Regions from separate parts of the Homo sapiens genome. Here region 2 is linked to region 1. A link is an interaction called in ENCODE POLR2A ChIA-PET data of the cell type or tissue named here. Cell type or tissue: A673. All regions are shown on one strand.

Evidence for each region. ChIA-PET counts read pairs that join two places held together with the same protein. Peaks named below come from ENCODE experiments on the same cell type or tissue, not always from the same donor. Only the 100,000 strongest peaks of a DNase experiment are listed, where the experiment ranks them.
Region 2: POLR2A ChIA-PET joins it to region 1 with 5 read pairs; 2 of 35 experiments call an interaction of 5 or more read pairs at or near these places.

Annotation. Positions count from the first base shown.
Region 1 is chr7:148,835,452-148,839,451 of GRCh38, reverse strand. The region is part of intron 3 of EZH2 (enhancer of zeste 2 polycomb repressive complex 2 subunit); the gene reads left to right. Among named protein-coding and RNA genes, the nearest start is that of EZH2, 47 kb to the left of the region's middle. In A673, no CTCF peak of the experiment used is centred here; a DNase peak (open chromatin) is centred at 301; H3K27ac peaks cover 2,259 bases.
Region 2 is chr7:149,640,868-149,644,867 of GRCh38, reverse strand. No RefSeq gene overlaps it. Among named protein-coding and RNA genes, the nearest start is that of TRC-GCA12-1, 4.2 kb to the left of the region's middle. In A673, no CTCF peak of the experiment used is centred here; no DNase peak of the experiment used is centred here.

The sequences.
Region 1 (4,000 bases):
AGTCTTTCTTCACTTCAAGATTATAAATTATCTACCTATCTTTCCTTTAGTTCTCTGTTTTCATTTTTATATTCTAATATCATTTAACCCATCAGGAATTTCCTTTGGTGTAAAGAATGGGTAGGGGATTTGGTTTTTAATTTTGTTCTTTTTAGTTTCCTGGTTGTTTCAACACTATTTACTGAGTAATTAATGAATAGTGAGGGGCAGTTGTAAACTTGTTTTTGAAGATCAGCAGAATCAGCCTTCTTGGTTGGTGGTTTCCTGGGCAGTTCTACCACTCGAGCAAGACCTGAAGTGTTTCCCTTCAGAAACCACAGCCTGTGCCATCTTGCTCACTCACTTTCCTTCCTTCCTTCCTTCCTTCCTTCCTTCCTTCCTTCCTTCCTTCCTTCCTTATTTGACAGAGTTTTGCTCTATTACCCATGCTGGAGTGCAGTGGCGTCATCTTGTCTCACCTCAACCTCTGCCTCCTGGGTTCAAGCTATTCTTGTGCCTTGGCCTCCAGAGCAGCTGGGACTACAGGCATGCACCACCACACCTGGCTAATTTTTGTATTTTAGTAAAGACAGGGTTTCACCATGTTGGCTAGGCTGGTCTTGAACTCCTGACCTCAAGTGATCCGCCCACCTTGGCCTCCCAAAGTGCTGGGATTACAGGCCTGAGCCACTGCGCCTGGTCTTGCCCACTCACTTGAACCTCTACTACTTTGTAGTATTAAACCCAGATCCACTGATTTAAGCAAGGCTTCAAAACAATTTTACTGCCACAGCCTATATAAACTATAGATTTATATAATACTCTCTGTTCCATTTTAGTTGATTTTTCCCCCAATGACAGAAATTGTTCTTTTTTCTACTCACAGGACTGTTATTGAATTAGAAATTTGAATTTACATGTGGTGGATGAACATCACTCTTGTTACCTGCTTCATGTACTTTTTTGAGTGCTTACTACCTGTGATGATTATTCTGTTTCTGATCTCCAGTACTTAGCAAAACTGGAGTTTTTCCGCAAAGCTGCAGATGAGGGAATGATTTACCTTAACAGCCCTTCAGGATTTTAACCTAGGATTAAGTAGGTTTGCATGTTTGTGATTCCTTTCATTCAGGGCCCGGCTTCTGAAGGTAGGATGCGGGGAAGAGCTTTAAGGATCTAAATTTCCTCCCAGCCTGAGCAACATAGTGAGATCCCATCTCAATAAAAAATAAAAAAATTAGCCAGATGTGGTGACACGTACTTGTAGTCCCAGCTACTCGGGAGGCTGAGGTGAGATAATCATTTGAGCCCAGGAGTTTGAGGCTGCAGTGAGCCATGATTGCACCACTGCACTCTAACCTTGGCAACAAGAGCTAGACCCTGTCTCAAAAAAAAAAAAAAAAAAAAAAGGAGTCTAAACTTCCCGATACTGTATTCCAAATGTCCTATGTTAAATGCTGTGTTATCATTCCCCGCCCCTTGGAATGTAGAAACCGTTAATTACAGGATAAAAGTGAACTGAGAAGCAAATACCCTTGTGTTGTAGGGTAGAGGTTCTTCACCCAATGTGGAATTGGTCTGTAACAAATACTGAACAACACAAACTGAAATAATTTACAATCTGATATGAATTACTCTTTTTCATTTCTTAACTCCAACACTTGATTAGTTGCTTTCATTAAATACATCTGTGTCAATATCTTAATGGGGTTTTTTCTTCCGTTTTTGTTTCTGCCTCTCTCCTGTTGGAGCGACTCATTTCTTTTCAAGTGTCGTCTTCAATCTCCCTTCTCCTATTTTGCCTTCTCAACCTGATTATGAATTCACTTCCATTATTGAGCTTCTCTTTACTTTATCCAAATTTGCTATTTATCTCATTGCAGTTTTTCTTCAGTACTTACTTTGCATAAAAGTAGCCTGAACTTAAATTATATACACGGTCATTTTCACCAGAAGGGCTAGCTAATTTAAAACTTGGGCGTGTTATCTTTTCTTTCCTCAAGTCCTGCAGAATATAGGGTAGTTTCAGAAATCACCCCCAGCTTTTCTCTAGACTTGGTGACAGCTGATGCTTTCTTCTGACTCTTCCTTTCCTGGAGTGCCGACCTTCCTGCACCTTCCTCGCTGTTGTCACATGGAAAGGCTACAGGATGTTAGACAATGTCAACAGTTTACTATGTCTCTGGCATGAAATAAATGGACCAACCAGTATCTGAGAATATTTTTTACTTGGCTAATTGATTGTATGTTTTCCCCTACTATATGGAAGTTGGACTTAGCCTTTCTCATGTTAAAGATTATTCAGAGGCAGGACGGCCATGGCTGTTGTCTTTGGGATGTCCACTGTAAAATGGGGAGTCATACCTACCTCACAGGGTAGTTGTGAAATTTAAAGAAGCTAACTTTGGTAAAGTCTCTAGCACAGTGCTTGGCACATAGTAGGGTGTGTTAATTTCTTTCCCTTCCCTGCAGGCCATTCACCTGCTCTTCCCTCTACGATTTTCCATAACACAGTTTTTACTTGGAACCAGCCTTCTGCCAAGAGTCTCAGTTTGGTTGTGTACTCCTACAACTACTATTTTTGGCTTGACTTCCCTCTCCAGCTCCCAGTGGTCCAGCCACACAGTCGCCTATTGTACCAGCTGGTTGATGTAAGTCTATCCATCCTCAGAGGAACCTGGTTACTTACCAGTAAGCTGTGTTTCTCTGAAAATGTAGCATCCTTGGTAATGATTCTAGTCCCCCCCATCCCCTTTTTTTTTAAACCATTGATGATGAATCATCTCTAACTTCCTTGTGTGATCCTCAAGTTGGAACTGGAATTAGAGAATCTAATTTGTTGATAAAGGTCTCCTAGTAAGTTCCTGAGTCCAGGACACATGGCTCTGACCAGGTGAAATGTGGAGACCCATGAGGTAAAAATTCTTTTCACTACTCTGAGTGACATGAGACTTAATTATGTAAACTGTCAAGGATGATACATTTTCAAAGAAAAATAAGTTGCTGGTAAGTAACTGGGATTTTTGAGTAATTTTTCTGTAAGTCAATAAATAAGAATCCCACGTTTGTTTTCACCAACAAATGCTTTTGCATTTGAATATTTCATAAATGAAAGGAATATGGTTGTTAGTTACGGTTAATAGTAAAGAATGGGATAGGTTTCTAGATACTAGAAATACAGTGAGGTGGGGGTAGACCATCAGTTTTCTAAATAGGTGCTCTCTTAGCTTGAAACAGAAATTGAAGTCTCCATTAGAGAAAATCATCAAGTGTAGTCTGTTCATTCCAGAAACATTTTTTGAGTGCCTACTGTTTTTTTGAGACACTGTGCTGAGTATCGTTTCAAGACAGAGGTGAAGCCACACTTGGCTCAGCTGCTTTTGCCCTCAGAGAGCTTATTTCTTGTCTCTTAGTGACTCTCGCATGACTCAGAACTGAGGCGATGGGATACTGGGGTATGACAGAGGTATGGGACTGGAAGTAGTACGTAGTGCTGCAGCCTGTGCCTTAATATTTTCTGTGCTTCCATAAGTTCTTTCTGTTAATGGGAAAAATCAGCTGACTTCATTCAGAATTTGCAGAGTATTTGCTGTATCACTAGAGCAACCATAGATGAAGCAAAGCCAATGCTCCTTCTTTGTCATAGTTGAAAACTCATTCTCTAACCCTTATGTGCGACTTTGGAGTTAGGTGTTAAAGCAGGTGAATAAGTCAGTCGGAGAGGCAGCCCACTCCCCATTAAGCTTTCAAAGCACTTCTTCCTTCAGAAGCCACAGAATTAATTTATTCCTGCCAAATGTTAAAAAAATCGGAATTTTTTTTTTTTAAGAAATGAAAATTGTTTTGTACTTTAAGTCACTGGATAGTATTTGATACTATCAGTATCAGTAATTATATTCAGTATATTCGGTAATTATAAGCACCTCCACCCCCAAATTTACCCAGTTAAGTAGAAAGAAGGAAAGAAGACTTGGTAGTATTAATAAGTTGTTGTTGGAGGAGATGCTCCTATTACATTATG
Region 2 (4,000 bases), 810 kb before region 1:
TGAAAATGAGAGCCAAGGCTGATCCCTGTGGGTGCCAAACTTTGATGTCCGTGGAATTGGCAGCTTCCCTCACTCTCCCAGCTGAAAACAGGTCAGTGATTAAGAGAGTGGAACTTCAGGAATTGTAAGGTGGACTTATGGGAACATTTGGAAGACTTGATTTATCCCAAATCACCAACTCTACCTAATGTCCAAGGCTGCCCCTTCTTCCTGCCTGAAAGCCGACCAGCCCAGAGGGAAGGGTTTTCACTGCAGGAGATCAATTTCCCCACCCCTCATTGTCTCTTGACCTACGGTGAGAGTAAGATCTCAGCTGAGCCTGGGCACCTGTTGCTGAGAGACGAAGATTCACACACCAAAATGATTTCCAACTGACTAATGTATGTCAGCAAAAACCTCAAGAACATATGTAGATGTGGATTCTTGGAGTATTTTATAAAGTAGAAAGAGTATAATTTTAAATGAGTCTGAATTTTTTTATTAGGAGGGTACCCAATTAAAATTCTATTTAAAACACCATAGCTGGAGCAGCTGGGATAAACCTGTTTGCTCAATTGGTGGACCTAAGCCTGGATTCACAGGAGGCCAATTCTAAATGCATTTGAGATACTAGGGATTTCTTGCTATAATGTAGAAAGAATCCATAGACTTCAGGGGGTAGGTAAGCTGGAGTGGATTTATCACATGTAACTTGCCCTGGCTTGAAAAATACATAGATGTGTGGCACTTCTACATTCTTTTTTTTTTGGGACGGAGTCTCACTCTGTTGCCCAGGCTGGAGTGCAGTGGCACAATCTTGGCTCACTGCAAGCTCCGCCTCCTGGGTTCATGCCATTCTCCTGCCTCAGCCTCCTAAGTAGCTAAGACTACAGGTGCCCGCTACCACGCCCGGCTAATTTTTTGTATTTTTAGTAGAGACGGGGTTTCACCATGTTAGCCAGGATGGTCTCGATCTCCTGACCTCGTGATCTGCCCGCCTCGGCCTCCCAAAGTGCTGGGATTACAGGCATGAGCCACCACACCTGGCAGCACTTCTACATTCTTGAAAATAATTTTGGTAGCCATTCTGTGTGGACAGAGATGCTAGTGAGAGGGATGATAGTGGAAAGGGAGCCCCTGATTTCAGTGGGGCTGGGAGGATTCTAGGGTGTCAGAGGCCAAGCACTGTGATACTTTACCCCGAAGTGAAGTTTGGGTGTTATTCCGTGGTCTGTGCCACACAGGTCTTGGCTGTGACTCATCAGTGGTAAGGATTTTCGGCCGGAGAATGGGGAGCCCATCGTGGTCCCCTAGACGTGTAGACCTGAACTACCACCATAGCTGGCACAATGGAGGTTCCTGACCTCTGACCCATTCCCCAGGTCTGAATCTGCTCAAAGAACCTGCCTCCCTTGATGATAGGGAAGCCAAGCTTGAGAAAAGGACTCTGCCAAAATATCCAGTCACGGACAGTGAATCCTTCTGCCCGATTTCCCATATTAGGCCCTTCAGCTATTTGCCTGGAAACTACATGGAGGAGTGGGAAATATCCACATAATTTGGGATTATTGGTGGCTCTGCTGCATCTGTGAAGCTCCTGGAGATCCAGTAATTTGAGTAACATCAGAATATCCCAGAAAAGACCACATCCTGCACCTTGCCCTGGTTGCCACCACCATCAGAGGTGGCTTGAGAGACCACAGTTACTACCCATGGTGTGCTGCTCCCACCCGAAAGGCTTTGTATAGGGCCTAGGGCAAGAGAAACCCCTCCAGCTGGTGGCAGGGGCAGTGCAAGCAGCCCTGCCACCTGGCTGTTCTGACACAGCTGGTCTTGGGTGCATGGAGGGTCTCCGGCAGATGGAGATGCTGTCTGACATCTCCAGCGAGCTTGCGTAGGGGAATTCATCACTCAGACTTTGGTAATCAAGTGAGTGAGACACAGAAATGAAAAGAGTTTAGAGTTTATTTTGCTGGTGCGGTAGCTCTGGCATGGATCCAGTATGGAGTCACTCTCTTTTTTCCCCTACACCTTAATGCTCAGAACAGTGTGAAGTCTCTCTTCACAGCCCGTTGTGCCGGTGTGATTCTGACTAAAGCCTGGCTGCCAAGTGCCTCTGGGATCCTGCCCAACTCCTAAGCCTCTTGTTCCAGGCTTTCTTTCAGTGTTAGGAACTGCCTGACAACAGTCACCTTGTCTGTTTCAGGTAGTCAAAGCTAGCTTCTGGTTTTGTACCCAAATTTTCTTTTCTTTCTTTCTTTTTTTTTTTTTTGAGATGAATCTCGCTCTGTCGCCCAGCCTGGAATGCAGTGGCACGATCTCGGCTCACTGCAATCTCCGCCTCCAGGGTTCACACCATTCTCCTGCCTCAGCCTCCCGAGTACTCTGGGACTACAGGTGCCTGCAACCATGCCCGGCTAATTTTTTGTATTTTTAGTAGAGACAGGGTTTCACCATGTTAGCCAGGATGGTCTCAATCTCCTGACCTCATGATCCGCCCACCTTGGCCTCCCAAAGTGCTGGGATTACAGGCGTGAGCCACCGCACCTGGCTGTGTACCCAGATTTTCTACCTGCTACATAAGTTGGTGTTAGGAGTGGGTTTCAGGCAACAGACCATTATGAAAATGGTATTGATTATCCAGACTGGCTGAGGCTAAATTTGGAGGCAATCCAGTTAATCTTTGGGCCTGGGAATATGGTATAACCTATAGCCCACACTGGCAAAATAACTAAGAAAATTACTGCTAGTGGTCATCTGGAATGAAGTGCCCACTAGGGACCAGGCTTCCAGATACACATTTGCTTCTTGTTATTGAACTGGAAGCTGGCAGTGTAGCTGATGTACTGGGATAGCTTAGAGAAAGAAACAACAAAAAGTCCAATGAAAAGAACCAAAATCTCTCCTTTCTAGCAGCCATGAGGCTTAGCAGAGAGCCAAAGGCAGTGTTTGATTCTGCAAGATTGCTCAATTACAGCCTTCCTAGTGTGAACATCTAGGACTCTGGGCCGGGTGCGGTGGCTCATGCGTGTAATCCCAGCACTTTAGGAGGCCAAGGTGGATCCTTGAGGTCAGGAGTTTGAGATTAGCCTGAACAACATGGTGAAACTCTGTTTCTAGTAAAAATACAAAAATTAGCTGAGTGTGGTGATGGACACCTGTAATCTCAGCTATTCAGGAGGCTGAGGCAGGAGAATTGCTTGACCCCAGGAGGCAGAGGTTGCAGTGAGCCGAGATCATGCCATTGCACTCCAGCCTGGGTGACAGAGCAAGACTGTGTCTCAAATTAATTATTTAATTAATTAAAAAGAACATCTAGGGCTTTGATCTGGAAAGAGTGAGACCCCCAGGAATGGTCACGGGGATCCATGGAAGATTTGTAGAACCCAAACTATACCTAACATGAAGTCTTCTGCACCTCCTCTGCCAGCTAAAGACAGCCCTGCTTCTCCTGCTGCCCCTGTTCCAGCGCTGCTCCGCCTCTTACCTCACCACACCCTCTGTTTTTCTTTTGATCTATAATTTGAGAAAATCTTAGCATACCAACAGAGTCAATTACAAAGTCACACCTTGAAGGTAGAGGCTTCAACACAAAAATAATCACGACTATTCTGATTTATAGCACCAAAAATCTGGGGAATGTGTGCAGAAGTGATTTCTCGACAGCACTTGTCTAAGGAGGGTGGAAACAGTTAAATTCTACTGCATTTAGTGCTGTTGAATTCTGCATTTGATGTCTTACTTGGAGCAGCTGGGGATTATTTTATTATTTGCTCAACTTGCTGATTAAAATCAGAAATCAAAATTGTTCAAAGACAGATGAAATTGAGATGCCAGCAAACCCCTGAACAGTAACTCTAGACTTTTTTTTTTTTTTTTTTTTTTTGAGAGGGAGTCTTACTCTGTCACCCAGGCTGGAGTGCAGTGGCGCGATCTCGGCTCACTACAACCTCCGCCTCCAAGGTTGAAGCGATTCTCCTGCCTCAGCCTCCCAAGTAGCTGGGACTACAGGTGCATACCA